3 separate regions of the Homo sapiens genome follow, and regions 2 and 3 are each linked to region 1. A link is a contact called in ENCODE Hi-C or POLR2A ChIA-PET data. All regions are on one chromosome and are shown on one strand. The core of a region is the stretch at or near the end of the contact, and the rest is flanking DNA. Distances in the headings are between cores, read along the strand shown. Region 1 holds the start of SLC25A20 (solute carrier family 25 member 20). Region 2 holds the start of P4HTM (prolyl 4-hydroxylase, transmembrane). Region 3 overlaps PRKAR2A (protein kinase cAMP-dependent type II regulatory subunit alpha).

Evidence for each region. A loop is a pair of places that touch in the nucleus more often than their neighbours do. ChIA-PET counts read pairs that join two places held with the same protein, here RNA polymerase II (POLR2A). Pooled maps may share reads with other maps.
Region 2: a pooled map shows a loop between it and region 1 (6-fold over the local background). The contact joins the promoter of P4HTM here to the promoter of SLC25A20 in region 1. A Hi-C loop is called at or near these places in 9 of 50 pooled maps. POLR2A ChIA-PET finds 5 or more read pairs at or near these places in 7 of 52 experiments (CD4-positive, alpha-beta T cell, H1, K562 and 4 more).
Region 3: a loop to region 1 is called in a map of naive thymus-derived CD4-positive, alpha-beta T cell, with 5 times the contacts of the local background. The contact joins the enhancer-like site here to the promoter of SLC25A20 in region 1. A Hi-C loop is called at or near these places in 2 of 168 maps with a recorded cell type or tissue (CD4-positive, alpha-beta memory T cell and naive thymus-derived CD4-positive, alpha-beta T cell) and 5 of 50 pooled maps. POLR2A ChIA-PET finds 5 or more read pairs at or near these places in 7 of 52 experiments (AG04449, Caco-2, GM12878 and 4 more).

The regions. Positions count from the first base shown.
Region 1 is chr3:48,897,606-48,900,858 of GRCh38, reverse strand. It overlaps SLC25A20 (solute carrier family 25 member 20), which reads left to right and starts at 1,977. Exons shown (of 9, transcript NM_000387.6): 1 at 1,977-2,169. The coding sequence starts at 2,065. RefSeq lists a silencer at 2,237-2,426 and an enhancer at 3,007-3,056.
Region 2 is chr3:48,988,410-48,991,555 of GRCh38, reverse strand. It overlaps P4HTM (prolyl 4-hydroxylase, transmembrane), which reads right to left and starts at 1,315. Exons shown (of 9, transcript NM_177939.3): 1 at 946-1,315; 2 at 642-723. The coding sequence starts at 1,299. It overlaps LOC124909376 (a long non-coding RNA gene), which reads left to right and starts at 1,684. Exons shown (of 2, transcript XR_007095903.1): 1 at 1,684-2,008. RefSeq lists enhancers at 343-904, 1,562-1,721, 1,469-2,031, 2,032-2,595 and a silencer at 1,072-1,451.
Region 3 is chr3:48,787,082-48,790,130 of GRCh38, reverse strand. The region is part of intron 4 of PRKAR2A (protein kinase cAMP-dependent type II regulatory subunit alpha); the gene reads left to right. Among named protein-coding and RNA genes, the nearest start is that of PRKAR2A, 59 kb to the left of the region's middle. Within about 2 kb of position 1,415, at least 2 of the 41 ENCODE cell types and tissues checked have a DNase peak (open chromatin) inside an H3K27ac peak, as active enhancers do.

The DNA of each region.
Region 1 (3,253 bases), core at 728-3,227:
TTTCTTTAGACTATATCCAGAATCTGGCCACCTCTTTTTTTTTTTTTTTTTTTTTTTTGAGACGGAGTCTTGCTCAGTCACCCAGGCTGGAGTGCAGTGGCACGATCTCAGCTCACTGCAACCTCCGCCTCCCAGGTTCACGCCATTCTCCTGCCTCAGCCTCCCGAGTAGCTGGAACTACAGATGCCCGCCACGATGCCCGCCATGATGCCCGGCTAATTTTTTTGTTTGTATTTTTAGTAGAGACGGGGTTTCACCATGTTAGCCAGGATGGTCTCGATTTCCTGACCTTGAGATCCACCCGCCTCGGCCTCCCAAAGTGCTGGGATTACAGGCGTGAGCCACCACGCCCGGCCGAATCTGACCACTTCTTACTACCTCCTCTGTTATGCCCTGGCGCAAGTCAACATCTCTGGCCATGGCTTTTAGCCTCCTTAAGGCTCCTTGTTTCTTCTTGCCCCCTGGAGTCTATTTTCACCCAGCAATCAAAGGGGGATCCTGATAACGATGTCAGACTATGTCGCTCCCCACTCAGTACCCTGCAATGACTTCTACGTCCTTCAGAGGAGAGACAGTGGCAAGATCTCGGTTCACTGCAAGCTCCGCCTCCTGGGCTCAAGCGATTCTCCTGCCTTAGACTCTCGAGTAGCTGGGATCACAGGCATAGGCGTCTGCCATTACGGCTGGCAAGTTTTTGTATTTTTAGTAGAGACGGGGTTTGACCATGTTGGCCAGGCTGGTCTTGAACTCCTGACCTCAGGTGATCCACCTGCCTTGGCCTTCCAAAGTGCTGGGATTATAGGCATGAGCCACTGCGTCGGGCCTTTAACTTTTTTTTTTTTTTTTTTTTTTTTTTTTTGTAGAGACAGTGTTTCGCTCTTTTTGCCCAGGCTGGAGTGCAATGGCACGATCTGGGCTCACCGCAATCTCTGCCTCCCAAGTTCAAGTGATTCTCCTGCTTCAGCCTCCCAAGTAGCTGGGATTACAGGCATGCGCCACCATGCCCCGCTAATTTTGTATTTTTAGTAGAGACGGGGTTTCTCCATGTTGGTCAGGCTGGTCTCAAACTCCTGACCTCAGTTGATATGCCTGCCTTGGCCTCCCAAAGTGCTGGGATTACAGGTGTGAGCCACTGGGCCCGGCCTAACTTTTTTTTTTTAGAGACAAGAGTCTCGCTATATAAGTCAGGCTGGTCTCAAACTCCTGGGTTTAAGCAATCCTCTCGCCTTGGCCTCCCAAAGAGCTGGGATTACAGACATGAGCCATAACACCAGGCCCAAACCTGTCTTCTAGTGCCTCCAAAACCTCTGTCGCCTCATCAGCTACTACCCTCCCTCTTCCTGTGGTTTCTCAAACATGTCAGGCACAGACCATCTCAAGGCTTTTGCATTTTCTTTTTCTTCTGGGTGGAAGGTTCCTCACCCTTGACCCTGTTATGTGTGAACAGAACTCCCTCTCTCATCTTCTCAGGTCTTGAATCCTGTCACCTTTTCAGTTAAACCCTCCCTTATTCAACGAACTAAAATTGCAAATCACTTGTCCCACACACCCTCTAACTCTCTTCCTGGATTTTTCTCCGTAGTACTTATTACTACTTGATACACTATGCATTTTTTAGTTATTTATCTTTGTTATGGTCTGTAAATTCCAGGAGGACAGGGACCTGTGTGTTGTACTACCAGGGGTGCCTCCAGCACCTAGAAGGACGCCTGGCATATGGCAGGGCGCAATTGATCTCTCTGGAGTGAGTGGATGAATGGGAGCTCAGAGGAAACATGGAAGTCTGGGAAGGCTTCCTGGAGGAATAGGCCCGCTGGCCCACACTCCCAAACCCCGCCCATGCGGCTTTGCGCTCTGCCACGCCCATCGAAGCGGGGCCGAGGCCGGAAGCAGCCCCGGGCGGAAGCCCTACCGTGCCAACTGGGCCCTCCTCCCGACCTGCCCCGGGCTCGTGCCCCGCCCACCCAAAAGTGGGTGAAAGGTCGGCGGCGCCGGCACTGCAGCTGGGGCTGAGAAGCCAGGACGGCCCGAGAACTGACAGACGGAGTGACAGACGGACTGACCATGGCCGACCAGCCAAAACCCATCAGCCCGCTCAAGAACCTGCTGGCCGGCGGCTTTGGCGGCGTGTGCCTGGTGTTCGTCGGTCACCCTCTGGACACGGTCAAGGTGCGGGAGGCTGGGTCGCAGGCTTTGGGGAGGAGGCCCGGGCGGGGCGCGGAAAGCATGGTCCCCCGCGAGGCGCGGACGCTGGGCAGAAGAGGGGCATGTGTGAGCTTCCGTGAGAAGTCTAGGGAATCTCTCTTTCAGGGGTGGGCAGGAAGCTGTACCTTGCGCCCCAAAGAGCCAGGCGGCGGCGCAAAGTGAGCAGCCTCTAACTGCCTGTCAAGAGCTCTGATGTAAAGTTCCCTGTCCCGCAGTCTCTTCTGACCCTGCGCCACTTCTTTAGGGATGGGAAGGAATAAACGTCTCTCCATAGTTTTGGTTTCAGCCAACACTAATATTATCGTTAAGGTTGAAACAGGTCCCCTGTAAAGCCTGCCCCAGGAAGACAACTAAAGACAGAGCGGTACGGTTGTTCTGGAGGTGTCCTTTGATACATTCCCCTGGGGCAAGAGTACCCATCTCTTTCGCACCTTTCCCGGCCCGGGGAGATACTTGACACTCTTCGGCCTGTCACCCAACGGTGGCCTGCTCAGCCTCCTGGGCAGAGGCATCCCTGTGAGAAGCAATGATGACCTCAGTGACCGAGCCCCTTCCACGGAAAGCAAGGTGATCAGCTTTGCACAAGGCCAGCCTCATTCTCACAACTCCCAGATGAGGAAGCTATGGTCAGACTGAGGCTTGGGAGGGAGGACGTTCATCAGGAATTGTTCTCTGGTCTTCCTCATATCATATCTCAACTATTCCCCTTGCAACACCTTCATTAATGCTTTGCTTGGGGACCAAAGTCCATCCCCCATGGCTTAGCACTCGAAGCTGCATCCAGTTTTCTCACTTTTTTTCTAGACGTAGACGTGAAGGAAATTGACAAGTCATTGCCAGGGTGGGCCTGTGGGGAGCAGACATGAGTTTTAAAAGATTGGAAGCCCATGTGAGGGGGTTTGTTAGGATGTTGGGTCAGATTTCTTCCACAGCGAAATAGTTTTGTGGGCACTTCCTCTTGGCCAGCTTGGGCAGCAAGCTCTTTGCTGCCTTTCATCCAAGAGAGGAGCTGCCCTGAAGTAGAGCTCATACTGGGGTCATTCTATAG
Region 2 (3,146 bases), core at 66-2,565, 91 kb before region 1:
GGGGTTGCAGGAATTAAATGAAATAATCATATGAAGGCAAGCACATAACTAGAGCTCAGAAACGATGAGCTATGTTGTGGCTCCAACTGGAGTCACCCTAGAAAGCTTTGCCCATGATGGCTGAACAAAGACTTCACCTTAAGAAGAATCTCAGAGTGCTGGCAGCAAAAGCTGAGCCTCTGACTGGTACTCCAGTGGAGGAGGCTGGGGGGGTACCAGTTTATCTACATTTGGACGGCCTGCTTCTCATCAGACCACAAGGCCCACTTCGGCAGTGGGATTTTCCCCAGAGGTCCTGAGGTCGGCAGAAAGCTGGTTATCAGTCTCCCACCTTCCTCCCAGTTCTAGAAGGTGACAGAATTAATGGTGGCACGGAAGACAGGTGCAATGAAACGTTTAGACACCAGCCTCAGGCTCACCCTGCCAGCCCTGTGATGGAAGAATGGACTGCAGGGAGTTGGGATAAGAGGGAGTGTTACCCTATTTCGAGGACGGGGAAGGTCCTTCACTTTGGTAATCCTCTGGAAGGGCTGCTCTGAAGCAGCCATTTTCAAAATAGAGGTCACGTGGTCACAACGAGCCTCAAGGTGGCCACCAAACCGCAGCCCCTGGCCCTTCCCAGGAGTATCTGGCGGACTTACCGAAGAGCAGCGGCTTGAGGCTGAGGGTTCGGATGAAGTGATCCCTGTCGGTGACCAGCTGGACCTTACGCTCGTGCCCCACCTAAGGAAAAGGCGCACAGCGGGCAGCTGGGGCGCCAGACCGCGCTGCCCAAGAAGGGCCAAGTCGCCCCGGCCCGGAGAGCGACAGCAGGCGAGTGAGTGGGAGCGCGCGGGACCGACGCAGAGCAGCGCCGGGGGCAGCGTGGGGACCCGGGCTGAGCGCCGGTCCTCTCGGGCTCAGCCGTGCAGGGCCTGGAGCGCGGCGGGGCAGGGAGGTCCTCACCTTGATGCCCTCCAGCCGGGTGAGGGGACCTAAGGTGGGCTCGGGCCCGGGGCCCTGGGCACGGTGTTGGGGCCCGGGATCGCTGCTTTCGTCGCCGTTGCTGTAGTGCACGAAGAGCAGCAGCGCCAGCACGTTACCCAGGTACAGGTGCACGAACACCATCAGCACCAGGAAGTAGGCGCGCGAGCAGATGCCGCGGGGCTTGCACAGCGGACGCACCGGTGCGTCCTCGCCGTCGCCCAGCCCGGCCGCCGCCTGAGCCTGGCAGTGGTCTGGCGGCGCCCACTGCGGCCTCGAGGCCTCCTCGGCCGCCGCGGTCTCAGGCCGCTGGCCTGTCACCGCCGCTGCCGCCATGGCACCCAGGTCGCGCGCGCGCCCAGGGGAGGGGCCGCGGGGGTGCCCGCGCTGCGCAGTCGCCCGGACAACGGCCGCCAGGCCCGCGAGCGCCGCGGTCACTAGGAGACGGTGCCTGGGGGTGCTGAGCCCGCCCGGAGCCGCCTGCGTCCGCGCCGGGCTCGGCCTTCCTGCGCCTTGAGCCCCAGCCCACGCTGGGGCTTCTCTTCCCAAGCTGGGTTGCCGTCGGGCAGAGCTGTACACTCTCCAAGTCAGAAGCCAAGGTCCCAAGCGTAGACGCGGACAAGAGCGGCACCATTAAGGCATACACTAGTGGGAGCTTCTCGGTGCCTGCGTGAAGACGCCCTCTTGCCTCCGGGAAAAGTATCGTCTGCATCTTCTTGCTCCAGGAGCGGGGGTGGGGAGCGCAGCGCGGAGGAGGCAGCGCTGAGATGACTCAACAGTGCGGCATTTGGGGGCGCCGCGGAGGCTGGGACTGCGTAAGCGGCGATAGGGTAGGACCCACAGCCTCCTCGCAGGCATTCTTGGAGCTCGGTTCCGCGGTCGGTCCGGATCTCCCGGGAAGTCTCGCCGGAGTCAGGCAGGCCTTAGGAAGAAGCTGCCTGATGTGCAAGGTTTCATAGGCCGTCAGAGGGGGCATCCTGGAGGAGCCCTGGCATCAGGAAAGTGAGCCCCCCATGGCAGCCCGCAGGAATGAACCAGTGCTCAGGTATATGGAACACTCCTTGCATCAAAGCTGGCACGTGTGAAGAGGCGGGAAGGGACTCTTCCATAACTGAGACACCATTACCTCAGAGAAAAATTAAACAGATTATCACCAAAAACGGGGGTGGGGGGAGGACATACCTACCAGTGGTCAAGTGCCAAGGCATCCCTGCTCTTCTAGAGCTGGTTATCCTCAGGAAGAGATTACTACACGCCCTCAGGGCAGAAGCTGACCCCCCTCCCCGAGGTGGACTTGCAGGCAAGAGCAACACTTTTAAGGCAGGTCACACTGGTGGTTTCTCCCTACCCTGGTTAAGACCCCCACTACCTCTACTCCCATCTCCTCTCCCTTCCCCATAGCAAAGCATAGTCTGCATTTTCTAGTCCCCTCAAGTCAAGGCAGGCCAGGGGCTCCAAGGGCAGGCCCACCTCTTTCTTCTAAGATTTTTTGTGTGTGTGTGACGGAGTCTCACTCTGTCGCCCAGGCTGGAGTGCAGTGGCGCGATCTTGGCTCACTGCAACCTCTGCCTTCCGGGTTCAAGCAATTCTCCTGCCTCAGCCTACCAAGTAGCTGGCATGCGCCACCATGGCGGGCCAATTTTTTTTTTTGTATTTTTATTTATTATTATTTAGTTTTAATTTTTTAATTATAATTTTTTTTTTTTTTTTGATACAGAGTCTCGCTCTGTCGCCAGGCTGGAGTACAGTGGTGTGATCTCAGCTCACCGAAAGCTCCGCCTCCCGGGTTCAAGCAATTCTCCTGTCTCAGCCTCCCAAGTAGCTGGGACTACAGGTGCCCGCCACAATGCCCGGCTAATTTTTATATTTTTAGTAGAGACAGGGTTTCACCATGTTGGCCAGGCTGGTCTCAAACTCGTGACCTCAGGTGTTCCACCCACCTTGGCCTCCCAAAGTGCTGGAATTACAGACATAAGGCACCACACCCAGACCAAATCTCCTAAATTCTTAAATATAATAAACCAACCAACAGAACCATAATTTTACCAAGGATCTCATGGCTTTCTCATACCTTTTCTGGAATGAAGTTGAGACTATTTCCCTCTAGCCTTTTTTTTTTTTCCCCGAGACAGAGTCTTGCTCTGTCACCCAGGCTGGAGTGCAGTGGCTTCATCTCGGCTCAC
Region 3 (3,049 bases), core at 166-2,665, 110 kb after region 1:
CCTGCCCATTAGTCACTTAGTCACCATATAGCAGTACTCATATTCACGTAACCCTTATTTTACTTAATAATGGCCCCAAAGCACAAGAGAAGCAATGCTGGCAATTCGGATATGCCAAAAATAAGCCATAAAATTCTTCCTTTAAGTGAAAAGATGAGAGAAACTTAAGGAAAGAAAGGAAGAAAGAGAGAGAGAAAAGAAAGAAAAGAGAGGGAGAGAGGGAGAGAAAAAGAAAGGAAGAGAGAAAGAAAAGGAAGAAAGGAAGGAAGGAACAAAAGGAAGGGAGGGAGAGAGGGAGGGAGGGAGAAAGAAATTGTATGCTGAGGTTGCAAAAATCTATGGTAAGAATGAATCTTCTGGCTGGGTGCGGTGGCTCATGCCTGTAATCCTAGCACTCTGGGAGGCCGAGGTGGGTGGAGTTCAAGACCAGCCTGGCCAACAGTGAAATTCTGTCTCTACTAAAAATACAAAAATTAGCCAGGTGTGGTAGTGTGCACCTGTAATCCCAGCTACTCAGGAGGCCGAGGCAGGAGAATTGCTTGAATCCAGGAGGCGGAAGTTGCAGTGAGCTGAGATCGCACCATTGCACTCCAGCCTGGGTGACAGAGCAAGACTCTGTCTAAAAAAAAAAAAAAAAAAATAGAATAAGAATGAATCTTCTATCTGTGAAACTGTGAAGAAGGAAAAAGAAATTTATGCTAGTTTTGCTGTTGCACCTCAGACTGCACAAGTTACAGCCACAGTGCGTGTTAAGTACTTGGTTAAGATGGAAAAGGCATTACATTTGTGGGTGGAACAGAAATGTGTTCCAATTGACATCAGTAGGGTTCAACACTATCTGTGGTTTCAGACATCCACATATCCCCTTGGAACATACTCCCCATGGATAAAGGGAGGACTGCTGTATTTTTCTGAGCTGCTTTGGCACTTTCTCCAAGACAATACTGATAATTTGAAGAGCATGCGGTTTTGTCATGTTGCAAGGAAATGCTCAGATTTGCATGACCCTGGCTTAGTTAGGAGGGTCTGAATTTATCCTACAAAGAGATTGATTTTTCTGAAGATGCTGGTATGTAGTTCCCTTCATTGATAATAGTTAACTCACTGGCTTACCACAGTGTGTAGTAAGTGCTTCTTAGGAATGGTGTGTTTCTGCAGGGCCTAGCATAGGATCTATGACCTGGGCCTGTCCTCCCTCTCTTGGTGGTAGAAATAAAGAACAAGGGCTATCTCCTGATAGGTGTCCTAGTACATTTGGGCTGCTATAACAAAATACTGTAACCTGGGTGGTTTATAAACAGTGGAAATTTCTCACAGTTCTGGAGTCTGGGAAATCCAAGCTCAAGGTGCCAGCAGATTTGGTGTCTGATCAGGAGCCCACTTCCTGGTTCGTAGATAACCATCTCTGTGTGTTCTCACATGGTGGAAGGAGGGAGGGAGCTCTCAGGGTTTCCTTTATAGGGGAACTAATCCCATTCATGATCATGTAAAGGCCTTACCTTCTAATACCATCACATTGGGAGTCAGGCTTTAACATGAAATTTTGGGGTGACATAAACATTTAGTTCATAGTAACAGAGAATCTTCAGATTTCCTGTTTCTTCTCTATTCTTCTCTACTGTTTCTTCTCTACTTTGAAGGCCACACATTAAAAGAATGAGGCCAGGCATGGGGGCTCACGCCTGTAATCCCAGCACCCAGCACTTTGGGAGACTGAGGCAGGCAGATCATTTGAGGTCAGAAATTCAAGACCAGTCTGGCCAACATGGTGAAACCCCGTCTCTACTAAAAATACAAAATTTGGCAGGGCACGGTGGCTCACACCTGTAATTCCAGCACTTTGGGAGGCCGAAGTGGGCGGATCATGAGGTCAAGAGATGGAGACCATCCTGGCTAACATGGTGAAACCCCGTCTCTACTAAAAATACAAAAATTAGCTGGGCGTGGTGGCGCGCACCTGTAGTCTCAGCTACTCGGGAGGCTGAGGCAGGAGAATTGCTTGAACTGGGGAGGTGGAGGTTGCAGTGAGCTGAGATCATACCACTGAACTCCAGCCTTGGCGAGAGAATGAGATTCCATCTCAAAAAAGCTAAAAATTTAAAATTAAAAACATTTAAAAATTTAAAACCGCATGAATGGCTAAGGTGCTAGGCCTATTGAGGAGTCCCAGAATGTGCAGAGACAGGAAGGCTGGAATTAGATTTCCTCTGTTACCCAGCTCCTACCAAAAAGGCTTCTGAAGACATTTCCACAGCCCTCCTTAGGAATCTGGGCTGGTCAGATATGAGCTTACAATGCATCAGTCAAAGGAGTTAACTAACCTTGGTGTCTGTAAACCAGACTAATAACTGTGTGGTTTACAGTAATAGCCAGAGCTTTACTCAGAGCTTGTTAGTTTGAGACTGAATGAGACAAGGACCATGAGCTCAAGGAAAGGCTGGTTATGAGAAACAGTGGTCTGTGTTAGCTGTTTTCCCTGGAAGACCCATCCATGTAAATGGAAAAGGGGCTTGCTTCTTTATCTGTGAATAAAACCTCTTGTAAATTTTATACCATTAAAGTTACTATAAGGAAAGTTTCTATGTCAATCTAACAGTTTTCTTAGAGTTGGAGAATACCATTTGAGTGTTGAAAAGTTATAACTTGGACGGGCACGGTGGCTCATTCCTGTAATCCCAGCACTTTGGGAAGCCAAGGAGGGAGGATCATCTGAGGTCAAGAGTTTGAGACCAGCCTGGCCAACATGGTGAAACCCCATCTCTACTAAAAATACAAAAATTAGCCAGGCTTGGTGGCAGGTGCCTATAATCCCAGCTACTTGAGAGGCTGAGGCAGAAGAATCGCTTGAACCCAGGAGGCAGAGTTTGCAGTGAGCTAAGACCACACCATTGCACTACAGCCTGGGCAATAAGAGTGAAACTCTGTCTCATTAAATAAATACATAAATAAATAAATAAATAAATAAATAAATAAATAATTACTTTTCTCAATAATGTCTTTTTTCTGGTAGAGGATCCAGTCCAGGATCCCATGTTAGATTTAGCAGTTA